Regions from separate parts of the Homo sapiens genome. Here region 2 is linked to region 1. The links are chromatin contacts, found by Hi-C in ENCODE. All regions are on one chromosome and are shown on one strand. The core of a region is the stretch at or near the end of the contact, and the rest is flanking DNA. Distances in the headings are between cores, read along the strand shown.

Region 1 (4,919 bases), core at 609-3,108:
GAGCAGTGCGGGTGAATCCCGGTCTGCGCTCCGGGGACACAGCCTTGTCCACATGCTCCTGAGTGGTGGGCCAAGCACATTCTCTCAGGGCAGAGCAAGGGCGCCGTCCTGGGCTTTGCTTCTTCCAGCGCAAGCTGCTGCAAGGTTGGCGAACCATTTTCAGTTATTTGTCCTAATCAGGCACACATGGCACTGGCACATCTGGGTGAGTGTGGGCTCTCATTCTCTTCTCCACCCACCTACCAGTGCAGGCAGCAAGAAGCACCGCCGAGGTGGGAGGCCCAAGGCCAGCACTGGCTGGGAAGGAGGATGAAGGACCCAAGTGGAGACAGAGGGAGAATCCCTGGGAGCAGCCTTAGGGGCCCAGGTCTCTGTCCCATGCCTCACGTGACACCTCCTCCACCTGGTGCCAAGTCTAAGTCCTTTATCGTGAGACCTTTCCCTGAGCTCCCAAGCCTAAGGTTTCGTGTTTTACTCCCAATTCCCAGCTCCAGATTCTCCTGAACTAAGCCATAACTCTATTTACATCCACTGTTGGTATCACGTGTTTTCCTGAGACTTAGAAGGTAAAGAAGATGGAAGGTTTCAGGGAACCAGAGTATGACAGGCAGATGTGGACACTGCAGCCACCAAGGGCGACTTTGTCTCTTCACGATTTCGCTTGGGCATGGCCTTGAATGTGGGTTAAACTGACAAAGTCTCAAGGATTTCATGTGTCGTCTGCAGAAGCTTCAGCTGTGCCTGACTCAGGGTATCGGAATGATGGCGGCACTGCTCTGTTGACCTTGGCATCTGACCTCATTCTTTGTCCTCTTGGCTCCAGCAGGCTTCCAAATGATCATTTTTAACTTTTTTTTTTTTAAACAGCCTTGTCGGTTGGTGCTTTGGTTGTATTCAGCTTTTGTGTTCAAGTTCAGAGCAGTTTCAAGTGAGTAGCGTTCACAACAGATGGCCCCTGTGGCTGCCCTCCCTCGAGCAAACCCCCGGGTTCCCAGAGCAGGCTGTTGACTCTGCCAAGACACCTGTGCCTTTTGCGGTTTCTTCTCTGTGGCATTTGAGGGTGCAGTCACTGAAAAAGCAACCCCCGGGGGAAAGGTTCTTAAACATGTCTGTTCACATTCACTGCCTCTTGGAAAAGAAGAGCTTCTCTGGATCTCCACTGTCTTCACCACATTCCGAGTCCTTGCCACGGCCTTGGGATGGCTGTGCAAAGTCACGAGCTTGTCTGACAGCCAGCGATGCTGTTTATCATGATAGAGATTTGAGTGAGGCTGGGCGCGGTGTCTCACACCTGTAATCCCAGCACTTTGGGAGGCCGAGACAGGTGGATCACTTGAGGCCAGGAGTTCGAGACCAGCCTGGCCAACATGGCGAAACCCTATCTCTACTGAAAATACAAAAAATTAGCCAGACGTGATAGTGGGCGCCTGTAATCCCAGCTACTTGGGAGGCCGAGGCAGGACAATCACCTGAACCCGGGAGGTGGAGGCTGTAGTGAGCCGAGATAACACCAATGCACTCCAGTCTAGGTGACAGAGCGCAACTCTGTCTCAAAAAAACAAAAACAAAAACCCCAAAAACCAAAAAACAAAAAACTGATGTCTGGTAGATAGAATGACAAAATAAGCATTAATTTTTACTTGTTTATCTCTTCTAAGAGCAGGGGACGAGGTCTGGTAGATCTATTTAGAAGCTGTGTATGAGTGTGTCTACTTAATGGGTTCTCTTCCATTTCATCAACAAAAGAACTTTTTCTGAGAGCCTATCGTGTCCATGGAGAGCAGCTGAGGTAAATCCTGGAGGTGACTGTCCCCCTAGGAGATGATGTGGATGGGGAAATAGTTCATACGCAGCTCAGCGACCTTGAAGCGGCATCCGAGGAGATGTGGCCACGGGGCAGGCGACCGACACCAGCGAGTCCAGAGGGCCAGCGTGTGCACCACTGTGTGTCTCCAGAGACTTCAGGAAGCAGCCACCACGCCCGAGGTGAGAGTGATTCCAAGAGTGCAGAAACGGGAGCAAGGGCTGGGGCTGGAAGGGAGGGTGGAAGACAGGAGAACCAGGCCTGAGGGGAGTTTAGGCAAACAGCTGATCCCAGTGGAGCTTGGAGGGGAGGCTGGGTGCAGACCCAAAGGCTGAGGGACAAACTAAAGGAAGCATCAGAGATCGCTGAGCAAGAAAGTGACCAAAAAAAGAAAAACAAGCTGACACTGGTGACTATCCCAAACTAATCTGCTTTTTCCAGGTTACTTTTCAACACGGTATGCAGAGTACCTTTTTTTGATAAACAAATATTATATGTATTTATGGTGCATAACATTATGTTTTAAAATATGTATTCATTGTTGAATTATGAAATCAAGCTAATAACATTGCAGCCTCACATACTTACCATTTTTGTGTGGTGAGAACCCTTCAACACTACTCTTAGCAATTTTCTTGTTTGTTTTTTTTGGGGTTTTGTTTTTTGAGACAGAGTCTCACTCTTGTCGCCCAGGCTGGAGTACAGTGGCGTGTTCTTGGTTCACTGCAACCTCCGCCTCTTGGGTTCAAGCGATTCTCCTGCCTCAGCCTCCCCTGTAGTTGGCATTACAGGCACCCCTCACCATGCCTGGCTAATTTTTCTCTATTTTTAGTAGAGACAGGGTTTCACCATGTTGGCCAGGCTAGTCTCAAACTCCTGACCTCAGGTGATCCGCCCGCCTCGGCCTCCCAAAGTGCTGGGATTGCAGGCGTAAGCCACCACACCCGACCTACTCTTAGCAATTTTCAATTATACTATCCGCTGTTATTAGCTACAGTCACCAGAGCACACTTTCCCCATGCTTGTTTATCACCTGTCTAAAATGTAAGCTCCTCAAGAGGGCAGGGGTCTGCAGTGCCTAGAACCATGTCTGTCACGTAGTAGGTGCTCAGTCAATATGTGCTGAATAATTATTATCTTCAAATTTCTCTCAAGACCAAAATATGTTTAAAATGCCAAATACTGTAAAGAGAGATATTGAAAAGTAAGAGTTTCTCTCTGTTGAAACTCATCTGCCTGAATTTATCTATTTTTCTAAAAGTCCTGACAGTGAGAAGGATGGTCTGGTTGGGGAGATCCCGGCCACAGCTGTACCAGGAGGAGTCATTTTGCAGTTGAAGGGAAGTGGGAAACCATTCTGGGGTGGGAATGAAGAGCTGCTGGAAGAAACCACAGTGCTGGCCTCTGTTCAGGAACCACTAATTATTTTCCCCCCAAATAAAAGCTCAGTGAAGAATGGCCACTCAGCATGTCAAATTTAGTTTCAAACACTGGTCATTCAGCACAGAACAAAATAGCCTTCAAAGATGCCTACCTACTGGAAACTCAGTGTATCATCTTAAATTTATTTACTTATTTTTTATTTTTTTATTTTTTTGAGAGAGAGGGTCTCACTGTTTTGCCCAGTCTGGAGTGCAGTGGTGCAATCTCAGCTCGCTGCAGCTAGGACCTCCCGGGCTCAAGTGACCCTCCCACCTCAGCCTCCCGAGTATCTGGGACTACCAGTGCACCACCACGCCTGACTAATTTTTGTAGAGATGGGGTCTTGCTATGTTGCCCAGGCTGGTCTCAAACTCCTGGGCTCAAGCAATCCACCCACCTCGGCCTCCCCTAGTGCTGGGATTACAGGCGTGATCTACGGCACCTGGCCTCATCTTACATTTAAACTCTGAGGCAGTGTGTGTGTGCACATTTATATTGTGTGACATGTGCCACTGTCACTGACTTTATTTATTGATTTATTTTTGAGACAGAGTTTCACTCTGTTGCCCAGGCTGGAGTGCAGTGGCACTGTCTCGGCTCGCTGTAACCTCCACCTCCCAGGTTCAAACAATTCTCCTGCCTCAGCCTCCCAAGTAGCTGGGATTACAGGCGCCCACCACCACACAGGCTAATTTTAGTATTTTTAGTAGAGACTGGGTTTCACCATGTTGGCCAGGCTTGTCTCAAACCCCTGACCTCAGGTGATCCACCTGCCTCGGCCTCCCAAAGTGCTGGGATTACAGGCGTGAGCCACCACGCCCAGCCATTGTCACCGAATTTAAATAAGAACCATCTGCTGGTGGATGGCGGCCAGGCGTGTGCCTGTTCTAGCAGCACAGGCCACGGGGTCACAGATGCCGGCCGCTTCCTCGGCAGGTCCTTTTGCCACCCTGGCTGCCCCCATTCACCCTCTCAGGGATGTCATCATTGTGAATGGAGTCCACCTTTCTTTCCACAACTTCTCCCTTCCCACCACACACGTGAATGCCGGGCATGTCCTGTAAAGTAACAATCTTCCCAGTTTTTTTTGTTTTTTGTTTTTTTGTTTTGTTTTGTTTTTTTGAGACGGAGTCTGGCTCTGTCACCCAGGCTGGAGTGCAGTGGCTTGATCTTGGTTCACTGCAATCCCCGCCTCCTGGGTTCACACCATTCTCCTGCCTCAGCCTCCCGAGTAGCTGGGATTACAGGCGCCCGCCACCACACCCAGCTAATTTTTTGTATTTTTAGTAGAGATGGGGTTTCACTGTTTTAGCAAGGATGGTCTCGAACTCCTAGCCTCAAGCAATCCGCCCACCTCGGCCTCCCAAAGTGCTAGAATTACAGGCGTGAGCCACCCGCCCAGCCCAGTCTTCCCAGTATTAAGCGGGAAATGGTCTTGTGCACTTCAAATGCATAGCACACGTTTTATAAGAAATTAAAGCAATGACAGTCTGACTGAGGATGACACTTTATACATTGAAAAATCCCACACTATGCAGCAAATGACCACATTCAGGCGTGCAATGCAGGGCCCGAGCCTCCTGTGTCTGCTGGCGGCCCTGGGTCTCTCTCCACCCCCCTCACCCTGTGTCTGTCCAGTGGCCACCCTGCAGGGACCAGATTTGCAGGCTCCATCACCCCCTCCTTTCCAGGC
Region 2 (4,919 bases), core at 696-3,195, 62 kb before region 1:
TGTAAAATAGAAACAACCACAGACTCCATTTTTTGTCTGGTTTAATCACATAGTATTGGACATAAGCAGATACTGTAAGTTGATGCATAATATAAGAAGATCGACTGTCTTTTCATTATGTTTCTCATGTGTGAACATATTTACTAGCACTTTCATTTCTCTGATTACTAGCCAATATAAGAATGTAAATTAGATCGGACCATTGGTGTCAGAATAAAGGTTTATTTAAAAAGATTTTTTCCAAATCTTTAAATAGCATTAAAATATTCTTAATGCACAGAAACATTAGGGCACTCAGAGCCAAAATACGCAATGTTTGGGAAACTCAGCCCATTAGAACATGTCCTGCTTCAGACGCCAGACTTTGGGAACACTGGATTTGCCAGGGTCACTTTGGCAGTGATCAGTGATTTAGGTGAAGTAAAAGTTATTTCAGATGTTTAAGATTAGGAAAATTTCCCTTTCTAATCACAGTGAGCTTTCACCAACTTAAATCTGGAGTTCAAAAAGAAAAGTAGTTCAATCAGATTTCCCCATGCCTTCACAGCCTGCATGCCGCCTTCCCTGCCTGCTTCCTGGCTGTGATGAGACGGGTAACTGGGAGGGAAATGTATTGTCCTTTGGATTGTGTCTTTCCTACCACTGCTTTTTTTTTTTTTAAGTTTTGTGTCTTTAGTTTTAGAATACATACTTTATCTGAGGGTGGATCTTTTTTTATCACAGAGATGAGTTTTTCTGGACACACTTTTTTGTGGAGTCTTTGACAGTGCAGTTTGTGGCTAGGAAGGATTTTTTTTCTGTTAATTTATCTGGTGTGATATTGTCCTCAGGCTCTCAATTCTAAGGCATTTTCTGCCCCTATTCCAGATAGGATATTGGAAACATCTTTATCCTTCAGGTACTCAGGATCAGAAAAGCATGCTGCCCATTCCAAGGGGTTAATTTCTGCAGAAATGGTCTTGGCATTCTGAGAATCTTTTTTAATTGGTGCATTTAGACCATCGGCATATGAAGTGATTACTGATAAAGTTGGATTAATAAATACATACCACACATGCTACTGGTTTTTTTTTCTTTTTTTGAGACGCAGTTTTGCTCTTGTTGCCCAGACTGGAGTGCAATGGCACAATCTCGGTTCACTGCAGCCTCTGCCTCCCAGGTTCAAGTGGTTCTCCCCACTCAGCCTTCCGAGTAGTTGGGATTACAGGTGCCTGCCACCACTCCTGGCTAATTTTGCATTTTTAGTAGAGATGGGGTTTCACAGTGTTGACCAGGCTGGTCTCGAACTCCTGACCTCAAGTGATCGCCCACCTCGGCGTCCCAAAGTGCTGAGATTACAGGCGTGAGCCACCGCACCCAGCCCAAAGTGATTGTATCTTAAGTCTGTAAATATGTGTAATTATAATCTTAAAGCATGTATTCATTTACAGAAAACTTCCAATGACTTTGACATTCCTATAGACATATAGGCTATTTGCAATTGCCTTTCAGCACAAGGTCAGGCATAAATACTTAAGCTGGTTGCTGGTATTACCACATATTTATTAGCATATTCCCAGTATTGATGATGACAGTTAACCCCCCAGAGTAAATATCTAGTTTGGCAATTCAGAACTAATGTTGTAAGATCTCTAGCTGGTAATTTGATATTACTAATAAAGTATTAAATGTAAATGATAAACTTTTAACAAATTACAGAGGATTTGAAGTTTAATTGCATTGCTTAAAGCTTTCTTCAGTGAGAGAAATGGGTAGAGCTAGGGTTCTAGGCATTGTGTGGGGGGCATGGCTCCTAGTGGCAGTGACTCATGGGTTGGTGCAACGTGAGCACAGAATTAGAAAGAAAGATGAAACAGTACCAGGCCTCAAAATGAGAGCTCCTTTGAGGTTATAGTTTAGTGAAATGTAATTCCTTGGCTTCACCAGTCAGCATTAATGACCTGAGGCAGGTGACTCAGGAGTGCTGGCTCCCTTGTGTGTCACAGGGAGGACAGAGACGAGTGAGTTTGCTGAACCTATATAGGCATGAGTGAGTTTGCTGAACATAGGCACGAGTGAGTCTGCTGATCATAGCCATGAATGAGTCTGTCGAACATAGCCATGAGTGAGTTTGCTGAACATAGCCATGGCAAAATGACATTGTTGGGTTTGTGGGGTTTTTTTAATTCACTAGCATTAAATATCTCTTTTATTTCTCTCTCTGCCGAGTGCTTTCCTTGTTGACGTATTCTGAATTTGTTGCATATTCTGGGAAGTGGTCCAGTGAGACTTGATTTTTGGTGTCATCTTATTTGTTGACATTGTTGAGTGTTGTCCAGCTATAAGGCCAAGTTACATAACTAGGTCTCAGTCAAGAGTGGAAACTTCAAAAATTGACCAGTGTAAATTCTGGAGACAATTTAACATTTTTGTGGGGTACTTTGTTGAACACACATCTTTATAAGGGGTCACAGCATAGTCAACCCAGACTTGCCTAGGTTAAAATTCTGTCTCTACTATTTGTTAGGTGCATATCCTTGGGCGAGTTACCTAATTATTCTCCCCACATCTTCCGTAAAAAGGGTGTAATAATGGTAATATTAGTATTAGTGCTTATCTCCTAAGGTTATTGTGAGGATTAAGAGCTAGCACATTTGAAGTGTTAGAATATGGCATGGAGAGTAGCAAGTACTCCATGTCTTCACTATAAAAGATTTGGATTGAGTAACAAAACAAACAAGGGAACAAAGAAAATAGACAGTCATCTAAGTGAAGACATCCTTAATTACTCCTGTGTTCCATTATATTGTAGTTTCTTGATTGTTGGCACAGTATTCTTTCGGGGACATGGTTTGCGCCCTCTTAGGGCTCAGGATTTTCAGTTCTACCCCACTACTCATGAAGTCCAGAGACCTCTTTCCCGGAGGTCTATTTCCTTTCCAGCCTCATCTCTCCTACTCAAGCTTTGCGTGTTTTCCATCCTCTAGACAAATTGTACCAAACTGTACTACTAACTGTTCTCCAAACACAACAAACTGTAGAATTTCACATTTTCTAAATCTTCTGTAAATCAACTATTATAAAACAAAAAAGCCAGCCGTGGTAGTTCTCTCCTATAGTCCCAGCTACTCAGGAATCTGAGACAGGAGGACTGCTTGAGCCCAGGAGTTTGAGGCTACAGTGAGCTGTGATCACACCATTGCATTCTGGCCTGGGCAACAGAGTAAGACCCCATCTCTAAAAAAATTAAAAACATAAAAAGAGGTACATTGATTATGCAGCTAAGTAAAATAGCCATATCTGGGAACGGTGAAGTGTGGAAAATGCTTTTTTTTTTGAAACAGAGTTTCACTGTTGTTGCCCAGGCTGGATTGCAGTGGCGTGATCTCGGCTCACTGCAACCTCCGCCTCCCAGATTCATGCAATTCTCCTGCCTCAGCCTCCCAAGTAGCTGGGATTACAGGCTTGCACCACCATGCCTGGCTAATTTTGTATTTTTAGTAGAGACAGGGTTTCTCCATGACACCGAGTCTCATCTTTCACCCAGGCTAGAGTACAGTGGCACAATCTCAGCTCACTACAACCTCGGCCTCCCGGGTTCAAGCAATTCTTCTACCTCAGCCTCCCAAGTAACTGGGATTACAGGCATGTGCCACCACACCCAGCTAATTTTTGTATTTTTGGTAGAGATGGGGTTTCACCATGTTGCCCAGGCTGGTCTCAAACTCCTGACCTCAAGTGATCTGCCCACCTCAGCCTCCCAAAGTGCTGAGATTACAGGCATGAGCCACTGTGCCAGGCGTGCCTTTTTCTTTTTAATACCTCTGGTACATGATGACAATGAGACAAATTAGAAACTAGTTTATCCATTGTATGAATGGATTTCCCAGAGATTTTTTAAAGATCTGAATACAAGCATTGCTTTTAACAGTACCATATTGCACAAGAGTAACTCCAGGGAATGAATATTCCATAAGTTCTAAAAAACTTTAAGTTGCAATGTTACATCTCTGTCCAAAATCATTAGACTCCTCGGGCAATAAGTAGAGTATTCCTTATTTATTAGATCCAAGACTCCTTGCGTCCTTGATAGGATCTTCAAAGAAGGCCATCCCTGTCCATACCAAGTCATTTGGGCCAGTGTCAGTCATAGGTAATCAAAACCATTGGCTCCCACTGCTTCTGCCTCTACCACTTGCCACTGGCAGATACATAGATGGGGATCATGTTTCATCCTTTCAAGGACTTGAGAGACTATAGTCCCAGTGCATAGGTTATATATGCGTTTTTCTTCTCTGGCATGTACAATTGTCACTGCTTTCATCTGCAGGGGCCCAGATACACTCTTCTTCCTCTACCTTTGTCCCTAGGAATGGTGACAAGTGAGAGCACAGGAAACATATTTTCTAGACATGATGCTGGGCGCTTCACATGCCATCTCATTAATCACAACTGTCTCCCAGGGTAGATGATGACATCCTCTTTCATAGAAGAAACTGAAATTTGTCTTCATCTTGGTCCGAATCCTGGTTTGTGTTGCCATCTACTCCTGAAGGCCATGCTAGAGGCATGCTGGAGGGTGTTTCTCTAGCCCAGTGGTGGGCTAGCCAGCTGCCTGGAGCTGCTAGCGTACCTGATAGACACAACCAAATTAAAGTCCTTTAGCATCACAAGGACCAGCTTGGAGATCTCACCGTTAGTTCTCCCCTAGACTGAACAGTGGCAAGGAGCAAGAAGGTTCCAGATCACATTCAAGCACCACTGTGGTGACTACTCCAGTGTTACATACCTCTGGATTAGAAGTGGATTAAGATTCAAGCAAAATCTACCTTGGCTGAAATCTTTTTAAAAATTTTTGTGTTTTTTGTGCAGTGCTACTTTATTTTTTATTTTGTTTTTTTGTCTGTTGGTTGGTTGGTTCTTTTGAGACGGAGTCTCGC

What was found. A loop is a pair of places that touch in the nucleus more often than their neighbours do. Pooled maps may share reads with other maps.
Region 2: a loop to region 1 is called in a map of transverse colon, with 2.2 times the contacts of the local background. The contact joins the enhancer-like site here to the promoter of LINC01882 in region 1. A Hi-C loop is called at or near these places in 6 of 168 maps with a recorded cell type or tissue (GM12878, MCF 10A, ascending aorta and 3 more) and 2 of 50 pooled maps.

What each region holds. Positions count from the first base shown.
Region 1 is chr18:12,746,361-12,751,279 of GRCh38, reverse strand. LINC01882 (long intergenic non-protein coding RNA 1882) reads left to right here and starts at 1,858. Exons shown (of 2, transcript NR_110763.1): 1 at 1,858-1,986. RefSeq lists an enhancer at 801-920.
Region 2 is chr18:12,808,762-12,813,680 of GRCh38, reverse strand. All of the region lies in intron 7 of PTPN2 (protein tyrosine phosphatase non-receptor type 2), which reads left to right. Among named protein-coding and RNA genes, the nearest start is that of LINC01882, 62 kb to the right of the region's middle. Within about 2 kb of position 1,945, at least 3 of the 41 ENCODE cell types and tissues checked have a DNase peak (open chromatin) inside an H3K27ac peak, as active enhancers do.